2 separate regions of the Homo sapiens genome follow, and region 2 is linked to region 1. The links are chromatin loops, found by intact Hi-C in ENCODE. Cell type or tissue: K562. All regions are shown on one strand. Each heading gives the region's core, and the rest is flanking DNA. Links, peaks and the distances in the headings are about the cores only. Region 1 holds the start of BGLT3 (beta globin locus transcript 3). Region 2 has its middle 14 kb from the start of OR52A5.

Region 1 (5,384 bases), core at 266-5,265:
AAACAGAGAGCTGAACAAAGAGATTTATTATTTATTGGGTAGTGTGATAAAGACTTTACAGGTATCAATTCAATTAGTTCTTACAAAAATCCTTTAAGGAAAATACATATGATAAATCTATCATATGCACAGCTTAATGGAATTATAAATATGTTTCAGGTCACAGAGGTAGCAGATGAAGTACAGATGAAAACCAAGACAGCCAGTTCACATGCCTTAGAGATAATTCTCTATTAATACCATTGAAGACGTTAAGAGAAAGTTCAAGGTTTGGCCCTTGATTGGTCTCTAGGAAGCCCCATCCCCACTTCATTATAAATAATAAAAAATATGTTGTTTAAAATAAGTAGAAGTGAACTGCAGTCACCAAATGAGCTATATCCTGAGTTTCATACAAATAATAGCCTATACAGAACTTCTAATTTGAGTCCTAACATACCTCTACACACTACCAACAATCCTCTTACACCTCCAAAGAGTACCTCCATTGACCTCCCTTTCTGTAAAAACATTGTCTTATTCTAGAGACGATTTCCCCTTCCTAGGAGTAACTACCCCACTAAATCCACCCACGAGTTCTCTCTTTTCTTGCAGGATTGCAAGAAAGTATCTTCTCTGTCCTTAAACTCCCATTCTCCAACATTCTCATTTCCATCAGAAATAGTGCGTCCTTTTGGCTGAATCAGGGTAAAATATAAAGACAGAAAAAGAGTACAATGATATTTCTTAGAGAGCATATTTCTTTATTCTATTTTTATCATGCAGGAACTGAATCAGCAGGCAGGATACTGCTCTTCTCCCCAACCTCCCCCATCTAAAGGAGATGAGATTTTGGGACATAGGTACAAACATAGTGGACCATAGGTACAAACATAGTGGACAGGGAACTCAGTGGTCTTGTGGGCTACAGCATTAACCACAGCATTTGTTAGTTACTGCCAAGAAGCCTGTATCTGTAGGGTAAAATCCTCGCTGAAGTGGGTTGCCAAAACAATCAATATCACGTTGCCTAAGAGCTGGGGAGGGAGTGAAGATAAAAAAGAAAATGGTACATAGTGAATAGAAGGCCTCAAGCTGGACTTGCAGTAAATAGATATAACACTTACATCCTTTTTCACCAGAGTTTGAGCAACTCTCACCATTATGGGCTAGATATCAGCTTCAATATGACTGGCAGCCCTGCACCTCCCATTGTGTCCTATCCTTCTCTTACTTGCTATGCCAACTCACTACCCCAACATATTGTGATTGTTTCATTTTTTTTTTAGAGACTTCGTCCTTTTAAAAAGTAGGATAATAGTACTTCAAGGAACAGTAATGGATAGGATAAGTCCCCAGTCATCACATACATACATACATACATACATACAATTTTCCCAAACACTCATAACAAAGAATCCTGTACCATGCGTACAAAAGTATACCATCATCATTCGGAGGGAAACAATCCTCTTTTTAACAGCTTCCCACTACTTTGTTCAGTTGATCTTTTTCTAACCTCCAGGACTATGCAGAAAAGTGACTATTAATTTTTATAGAAAATTTCGCTGACCAAAGGAAAGATGTTATTTTCTCTATCTCAACTTCTGTTCCCTCATCCAAAAACACTCAGTTTGATTTTGGCCAGAATTTTTTATAAGATGTGTTTTTCAGAGCTATCAAATGGTAAGTGGCCTTCCATTATTCATAGTCCTTGCTCTACCAAATTTTAGTTATGTTATTTACAGCAACATAACTCTCAAAATCCCACTGCTGAAATATCATATCCCATAGCTGACTCATAACACAAGAGAAAGCCACCTCTGCTTTCAAAAGTACCCATAGTGCAAATATCTAAGGGTAAAGAAGAAAGCGTGAGTGTACTTACTACTCACCAGGAAGTTCTCAGGGTCCACGTGCAGCTTGTTACAGTGCAGGTCACTCAGTGTAGCAAAGGTGCCTTTGAGGTCATCCGTGAGCATAACAGCTTTTCCGAAGGAGATCAGCACCTTCTTGCCATGTGCCTTGACTTTGGGGTTGCCCATTATTGCACAGTCAGAGCCCAGATATCCAAAACTTTCAAAGTACCTCTAGGTCCATGGGTAGACAACCAGGAGACTGTGGGATAGTCATAATCACAGAGCAGGTGCAAAGTCAGACTATGTAAGACAACGGGCTAATCCCTCTTTCAGAAACACTTTCTGCCTTTCTGCACCTTGTCCCGGCTTCCAGTACCTACCTGCCCAGAATCTCACCTCCAGCCTTCTCACCTTAACCTTGCTTCACAGGCTGGTGGCAGCAGCCTTCTTGTCAGCAGTGAAATGCACTACAGTGTCAGATCTGGGAGTTTCCTGGTGATCACAGATGAGCCAGAAGCATGCCTGCATTGCTGCTTCATGTGTGGCTTTTTACTTCTCCTCTCTGGCCCCCAGCCCTTTGCCTCTCCCAGTGAAATGAATCTATTGACCAGCCCTTTGCCTCCCTCAGTAAAATGAATCTATTGGTCAAGGGTGGGTTGTGACTCCAGGGGTGGGGTTTGGGCAAGGAAGTTTTGCAAGATGGACATTCGAGTTTCTGATAGAATCCAGGTGGCCTTCTCAGGGGAACTTTGCTGTTCAGGCTTAATTTGAAACTTTACTTCCTTCCCCTCCATTTTCCTACACTACCCCCACCATCCAGTGTGCAGTTTATTTCTCAAGGACTTCGCCAGCAGCCGCTAATAACCTGAATGCTGACAAATAGGAATAAGTTACAACTGAAAAGGATAAGAATTACGAATATCTTAGCCATCAATTCCTGGATCAGGAGTTGTGACAATGTAACAACGTGTTATCCTGTTATTCATCCAGGCTTTATGTGGAAGAAGCCACAGCCTTTCTTGGTTTTCAATTCTCTTGAGACTACATTGAATACACAATTTCATCAGTTTTTTTTTCTTTCTTTCTTTCTTTTTCTTTTTTTTTTTTTTTTTTTTGAGATGGAGTCTCGCTTTGTCACCCAGGCTGGAGTGTGCAGTGGCGCGATCTCTGCTCACCGCAAGCTCTGCCTCCCAGGTTCACGCCATTCTCCTGCCTCAGCCTCCCGAGTAGCTGGGACTACAGGCACCCGCCACTGTCTCTGGCTAATTTTTTGTATTTTTAGTAGAGATGGGGTTTCACCATGTTAGCCAGGATGGTCTTGATCTCCTGACCTCGTGATCCGCCCACCTCAGCCTCCCAAAGTGCTGGGATTACAGGTGTGAGCCACCGCGCCCGGCCAATTTCATCACTTTTTAGAATAGAAATAAACACCTCTATCCAGCATCAACTTGGAAGAAAGCAGAATAAGAAACAAACTAGGGAAGTAAGGGGAAAACTGGGTTTTATTACTGTGTTTTTTAATCCATTTAGTAGTCAGTGTACTTATCTGAACAAAGGAGATTTCCTCTGAATCATTGAACAATAGTCCATGTCAAATCCTACATATCTACAAAATTATGCCAGAACATCTAATAGTGTTGGGGGAGAAGTGTGCTGCTCTGTTCAAGCAAGAGGATAGGAGATTCCGTGGCCCGTGCTGGGCATTAGGTCATTTGTGTCTGGCACAGGCTTGATCTATAGTCTAATGCTGTGTTTAACTTGTCTTTATATCTAATCAGGCAAAGACATTCTTCACTGACAATATTCCACAGGCTGCTGCACGTGTCTCATGTGCTGCACGTCTCATGCGTCTCAAACAAGCAATTTCAGGAATAGACAGGGCACACTTCCACCGGCAGAGAGAAGAACAGTTTATTTTATATTCTTAAGGCTTACTGTCCTCATACTTAGAGGTTCAGGATGCTGGTTTGTGTGTTACCCCTGAGATAAATCCTTACAAGAAATAAAGTTTAGGAAATCACCCCCATGTGTATTTCAAGGAGACTCTAAATTTCAAAGAGTTAAACCCAATATATTAAAGCTGAATTTCTGATATTAGAGACACAATATTTTAGTCTACTTGATATAGTTGAGAGGCAGTTACCTGTTTTACTTAGGAACATGGGGAAAGTTTGTAGTGACAAACAGTTTGAGGCAAAACCAAGATTATCTTTAAGAGCAGAGATCGATGATATGAAGAAAAAGAAGTGGCAACTTTGACTATATGCAGGAAACACATTTATATTGAGTTGTGGGGACTGGCCTCAGAGGAAACTTCAGGTCATGTCCTTTAATGGCCCTAAAACTCATTCCCAAAAGAATTTCTGTTCATTGCCATACCTCATATCCTTAGGTACATACATCTAAAACCCTGCGTACCAGTGAACAGCTGCCCCATCTTTCCATCAGCCAACCAGGAATTCAGCAGTTACTGCTAACTTCCACTTTTCTCTCACCCGCTCCAGGAAAAGTGACCTGCAGTCACTTTCCTGGAAGTATTGATTCTTTCTTGTTTGTGGCTGTTCCCCATTTCCAATTGTTTTCCATGATTATTGCTTCTACTGTGATCTATAGACTCTTATATCATCAATACCAGGTTATCATTGCAGTTGTCAACTTCTCTCTGTTGCATCTTATGCATTAATTCAACAAATACATATTAGATTCCATATGTCATCCATGAAGTTTCATTCATATGCCATCCATTTTTCTTAATTCTGAGAATCTTACATGAACTAGACAGACAGATTCTCTGGCTAATGGTGCCCTCACTATAGTGAGCAGAGGAGACCAGCATACATACTAAAAGAAATGAATTAATAAGAGATTTCAGATGGTATTATATGACTTGAAGAAACTGCATATTGTACCTACAACCATCTGGTCTTTTAGAAACCTGACAAAAGCAAGCAATGGGGAAAGGATTTTCAATTTAATAAATGATGGGGGAGAACTGGCTAGCCATATGCTGAAAAATGAAACTGGACTCCTTCCTTATACCTTATCCAAAATTAACTCCAGATGGATTAGAGACTTAAATGAAAAACCCCAAACTATAAAAAGCCTAGAAAAAAATCAAGGCAATACTATTCATGATATAAACACGGGCACAGATTTCATGATGAAAGCGTGAAAAGCAATTGCAGCAAAAGCAAAAATTGACCAATGGAATCTAATTAAACTAAAGAGCTCCTGCTCAGCAAAAGAAACTACCATCAGAGCGAAAGACAATCTACAGAATGGGAAAAAGATTTTCCAATCTATTCTTCTGACAAAGGCCTAATATCCAGAGTAAACAAGAAACTTAAACAACTTTACAAGAAAAAAAAAACCCATTAAAACCATGGCACACTTTTACCTATAAAACAAACCTGCATATCCTGTACGTGTACCCCTGAATTTAAGGTAACAGTAAATTAAATTAAAAGAAAAATGCCATGGCAATGTCAGAAAGTTACCCTATATGGCCTAAAAAGAGAAGGCATAAATAATCCAAAACTTGTTTAA
Region 2 (5,384 bases), core at 319-5,318, 120 kb before region 1:
TGTGTGGATGAGCCACATCTGAAAGAGGCAAGCATCAAAATATATCTCTGGCAAATGGAACCAAAAAATATCAAGCATCTTGGGCACAATGCTGGTGCTAAGTGAAATGTCTGTGGCTCCTAACGTGGCCAGGAAGATATACATGGGTTCATGGAGGCTTGGCTCAGATTTGATGATGATCAAAAGTAGAGAATTTCCAATCAGAGCAATGACATACGTAGCACAGAATGGAATCCCAATCCAGCATTGTACAGATTCAAAACCGGGGATCCCAATAAATGTCAGCACAAAAGGCATGAACAAGGTACCATTTGTAATAGGCAGGGCCATTCAGGGGTCTTCTTAGAAAGGGGAGAAAGTTTGCCAAGCTGTGATTCTCTGTACTTTTATATATTTTATGCTTATCCAATCACAAAGTTATTGAATAGCAGAATTAGGAGAACCAACTCCATCAACTTACTTATCTTTTTTTTAATGAATGAAAAAATGCCAATATAAAGACCCATAGAAAGGTTCACCAGTTTACACTTTAGCAAAATCATCCGGCCACACTCAGTGAAGACTTTTGGACATCATTTCTGAGAAGAGGCCAATATGATCAACCTGCTTAGTGGTGCTTTCCTTGTTCCCCAACTCCATTTTCTCTTTCCTCTTCTAACCTGTTCATGGAAAGCAGGAATACAAATATTTATATTTGGAATTATATTTTAGACAGAGAAATAAAAACATTTATTCTAGCTTTAGCCCCAAGTGTTCAAATATGACACTGCTGCAAGACTCAGACTCCATTCAGTAGACAATGACAGTCACATAATTTTGGTGTATTACCATAGCAATTCTGATACAGGAGACAACCGTATACAAAAACTCTGTAGTTCATATAAGCACCCTAAACCTCTCACACCAGGACTTTTTCCACACATTGGAGGGTAAAGACATATTTAAACTATTTATATATAAATTTAAAATTAAGGAAATTTTAGAGTACCTGGTTTAGGAGAAGAGGAACCTCAGGTTGTATCGTCAGGGGAACCATGAAGAAGATGTTGAATTAGTTAGAGGTGAGGTTTAGTTAACGAGTTTGGAAGCCTGAATCTCCATATGGAGGCAGTGTGAACAGATATAACCCTTACATAGAAATCAGGCCCTGGTGTGTGATGTTCCCCTTCCTGTGTCCATGTGTTCTCATTGGGCCTGTTGTGGGGTGGGGGCCGGGGGGAGGGATACCATTAGGAGATATACCTAATGTTAAATGACAAGTTAATGGGTGCAGCTCACCAACATGGCACATGTATACATATGTAACTAACCTGCACGTTGTGTACATGTACCCTAAAACTTAAAGTATAATAATAATAAAAAAAAAAGAAATCAGGCTACTTACTGCTGAAGGAAAGTCGAAAGCTCTATTTTTTTTTTTTATCTTCTGGAAAAGTTGACATACGAAAAATATGATGGGATGAGACTATTTGAAAATTCTCCAAGAAATTCAATGGGAAATAATTGACAAACATGTTGAGGTGGAAGTGCCTTGGGAAGCAGCAGAAATAGAGAAACATCCAAAACAAAATTCTGATTGCAATATAATGGCTGTGGCTGGGACACTTAACAATTTCCAGTAACGATACACTGGCAAATAACTATGGTTCAGTTGCAGGGCTGGTAACATGATATTATGCATCAATGATTTTTTTTTAAGTGAGAGCAGAGAGGTTATGCAAGTGATTAGTTGTCTAGGTCTAAATCAAGGTGATCCATAAATTTTATAAGTGGTGTGCTAAGCATTTCTAATATTTCTCCATAACTCAAGTCATCACATCCAAATATTATTCTGTGTTCTTCCCTGGCCCCTAGTCACCATGATAACCACAGATTTAAACTCTGGAATGTTTTGGAGATCATTACATTGTTAGAGCCCAGAAAACCAATATCCCTAAATATAGCACTTTAACATTCTGAACTAAAGAAGCAACCGCAAGGTTTCTCTGACATCCCCCAGCCCTTCCTGTCTTTCACTTCTTTGTCTTTCCCAAAGCATGGGATGAGGTTATTCTCTGAAGTTCCCTTATCTACCTAGACGCTAGACCCCTAAAGAGGAACACAATTGCCTTCAATCCCTTCCCTGAAATTCCATTAACCAGAGAAGATTAAAACTCATATTACAGAGGAAGACACTGAAAATTAAACACCACACCTGGAGCCCAGATGAACTTCATCTCAAACTATTGTCTCTTCTCAGGTCCCATTCAATCTCTCCCCTCCCCTATAAAGAAGGATATATAAGCATCTGTGCTTAATTGAGTTATCAGGTAATCATTCTCCTTGGAGTTCTCCATGCTTATGCATGTTAATAAAATTCTATGTCTTTTTCCTGTTAATTTGTCTTTTGTCGATTCATTTTAACAGACGTAGACTTCAACCTTCAGAGGGATAGTTTCAACTTCCCTACACACTCATGATCCTTCTCTCTTTCAAGTAAAACATCTGCAGGTCTAAATTACTTCTCCAATAGCAGGCTCCTAACTGCCCTTAACATCTCAATCTTCCAAAGTAGATTCTTCAACTTATCATTATTGTTCTTTAATTGTAGTTCATAGAATTTCAAAGTGAGACCCTAACAAAAATATACTCTTCATGTTTATGATTTGGATTTTTTCTGGAGTCTACATTCATTAGCTGCACTTGTACTTGTACTTCAGGATGTACTGTTTCACCTCCACTTGAGCTGTACACATTCCTAACTATAACTTACTCAATATCCAGGAGCAACAGTGACAAGTGACTGGCACAGAGGAAGGTTGCTCTCTGCTGGTCCCAGCTATGTAATATTTGTGGTTTGTAACATAATTTTCCCTGATTACCAAAGTTTTATTAGCCTTTCTCAAATCCTGAGAGATATTTTTTCCCTAGGGCAAAGATGGAAGTTTAAAGCCAGCCATTTCTAAGGGTTAGCGGCTTGCTCAATTCCCTGGGGGCCTGGCATATCTAGTATGGCCAGGAGATGGCAGTGTTGAAGCATCTTCTGTTAGTAAAACACATCCCTGTCTCTCAGAGCCCCAGAGATAGGGTTTATCTCGTTCTCACTTATTTGACAAAGAAAAAGGACACTAAAATAAGGCAATGCATCAATTGAGACTCCATTTCATCTCTGAACAAATTGGACAGCGTTACTGTATGCTTGGTAAGGAAAGGGAATCGAAAACAAAACAAATATTGTACCTTGTATTTACTCTTGACCATCAAAGGATTTCCAGAAGGCATTTCAGTGATCCAAGAAAGAAGTGTGTTTGGAAGTGGTAGGCAGAACAGGGTTGAGAGTACAGTAATGCCTGTAAGAAGTAAGACTTGCTAAGAGAAAGGGAGGAAAATCAATTATGCACAGATGATTTTTGTCCTATTTTAAGAGACAGAAAATTAGAGCAGTCCTTCCTAGAAAAGTAAATCACAAGCTTTTTTTTTTAACAATCTCTTGATCCCAAGAAGTTCCCTACTCTTAAATATCTTTAATACAGAGTTTAATTTAAAATGCATATATGTTTTGGCTTTTAGTTTTTCCTTATTTAAAATTAATTAATGCAGAACAACACAAACTAGAGAACCTAAACGAAATGGACTAATTCCTGGAAACATACAACCTCTCAATATTGAGCCAGGAAGAAATTGAAATTTTAAGCAGACCAATAACAAGTTCCAAAATTGAATCACTAATAAAAAAACCTACCGACCAGTAAAAGCCCTGGACCAGATAAACAGCCAAATTCTACAAAGAAGTATAAAAAAAGAGCTAGTACTCATCCTACTAAAATGATTCCAAAAAGTTGAGGAGGAGGGACTAATCCCTAACTCATTCTGTGAGGCCAGATTTGTTCTGATACCAAAACCTGGGAGAGACACAAGGAAAAAAGAAATCTTTAGGCCAATATCTCTGATGAACATAGAGTCAAAAATCCTCAACAAAATACTACAAGCAAAATCCAGCAGCACATCAAAAAGCTAATCCACCAAGATCAAGTAGGTTTTATTCCTGGGATGCAAGATTGGTTCAACATACATATAACAATAAATGTAATTCATCACATAGACAGACCTATAAACAAAACCACATGATTATCTCAATAGGTACAGAAAAGCTTTTCGTAAAATTCAACATCCCTTCATGTTAAAAGTCCTCAACAAACTAGGCATTAAAGGCACATACCTCAAAATAATAAAAGCTGCCTATTACAAACCTACACCCAATGTCACACTAAACGGGCAAAAAATGGAAGCATTCCCCTTGAGAACTGGAACAAGACAAGGATGCCCACTCTCACCACTCCTATTCAACAAAGTACTGGAAGTCCCAGCCAGAACAATCGACAATAAAAAGAAACAAGAAACAAAAGGGATCCAAATAAGAAGAGGGGAAGTCAAACTATCTCTCTTCACCCGCAATATGATTCTATACCTAGAAAACCCCATAGTCTCTGCTCAGAGGCTGTTAGAACTGCTAAACAACTGAAATAAAATTTCAGAATACAAAATTAGTGTACAAAAATGAGTAAAATTTCTACACATCAACAACATCCAAGATGAGGGCCAAATAAAGAATGCAATTCCATTCACAATAGCCACAAACAGAATAAAATACCTAATAATACAGCTAACAAGGGAGGTGAAAGGTCTCTACAATGAGAATTAAAAAACACTGCTCAAAGACATCAGAGATGACACAAACAAATAATAAAACATTTCATGTTCATGGATAGAATCAGTGTTGTGAAATGGCCATATTTCCCAAAGCAATTTACAGATTCAATGTTATTCCTATCAAATTACCAATGCCATTTTTCACATAATTAGAAAAAAAAATCTAAAATTTATATGGAACCCAAAAAGAGACTGAATAGCCAAACAAATAGCAAGCAAAAGAACAAAGTCATGGAGTCACACCAGATGACTTCAAACTATACTCCAAGTCTACAGAAACTAAAACAGCATGGTACTGGTACACAATTAGACACATAAACCAATGGAACAGGTTAGAGAATTCAGAAATTAAGCTGCATGCCTACAACCATCTTATCTTTAACAAAGTTGACAATATGAGTAATTGGTAAAGGATGTCCTATTCAGTAAATGGTGCTGGGATAACTGGCTAGCCAATACAATCTTCTGTAACAGATGCAGAAGATTGCATATGGCTAGCCAGTTATCCCAGCACCATTTACTGAATAGGACATCCTTTAAATATCAATTCAAGATTAATTAAAGTCTTAAATGTAAGACCTCAAACTATAAAAACTCAAGAAGAAAATCTAGGAAATACTATTCTGGACCTAGGCCTTGGCAAAGATTTTATGATGAAGGATCCAAAAGCAATTGCAGCAAAAACAAAAATAGAC

What was found. Hi-C counts contacts between places; a loop is a spot of excess contacts. Peaks named below come from ENCODE experiments on the same cell type or tissue, not always from the same donor. Only the 100,000 strongest peaks of a DNase experiment are listed, where the experiment ranks them.
Region 2: a loop joins it to region 1, with 5 times the contacts of the local background. A loop is called at or near these places in 1 of 110 quality-filtered maps.

The regions. Positions count from the first base shown.
Region 1 is chr11:5,241,232-5,246,615 of GRCh38, forward strand. It overlaps BGLT3 (beta globin locus transcript 3), which reads right to left and starts at 4,315. Exons shown (of 1, transcript NR_121648.1): 1 at 3,323-4,315. It also overlaps the pseudogene HBBP1. RefSeq lists an enhancer at 4,296-5,384 and silencers at 5,063-5,384, 5,063-5,384. In K562, for the core only: no CTCF peak of the experiment used is centred there; DNase peaks (open chromatin) are centred at 1,920 and 2,480; H3K4me3 peaks cover 2,270 bases.
Region 2 is chr11:5,121,249-5,126,632 of GRCh38, forward strand. It overlaps the pseudogene OR52A4P. Among named protein-coding and RNA genes, the nearest start is that of OR52A5, 14 kb to the right of the region's middle. In K562, for the core only: a CTCF peak has its summit at 2,998 (motif pointing right); a DNase peak (open chromatin) is centred at 3,023.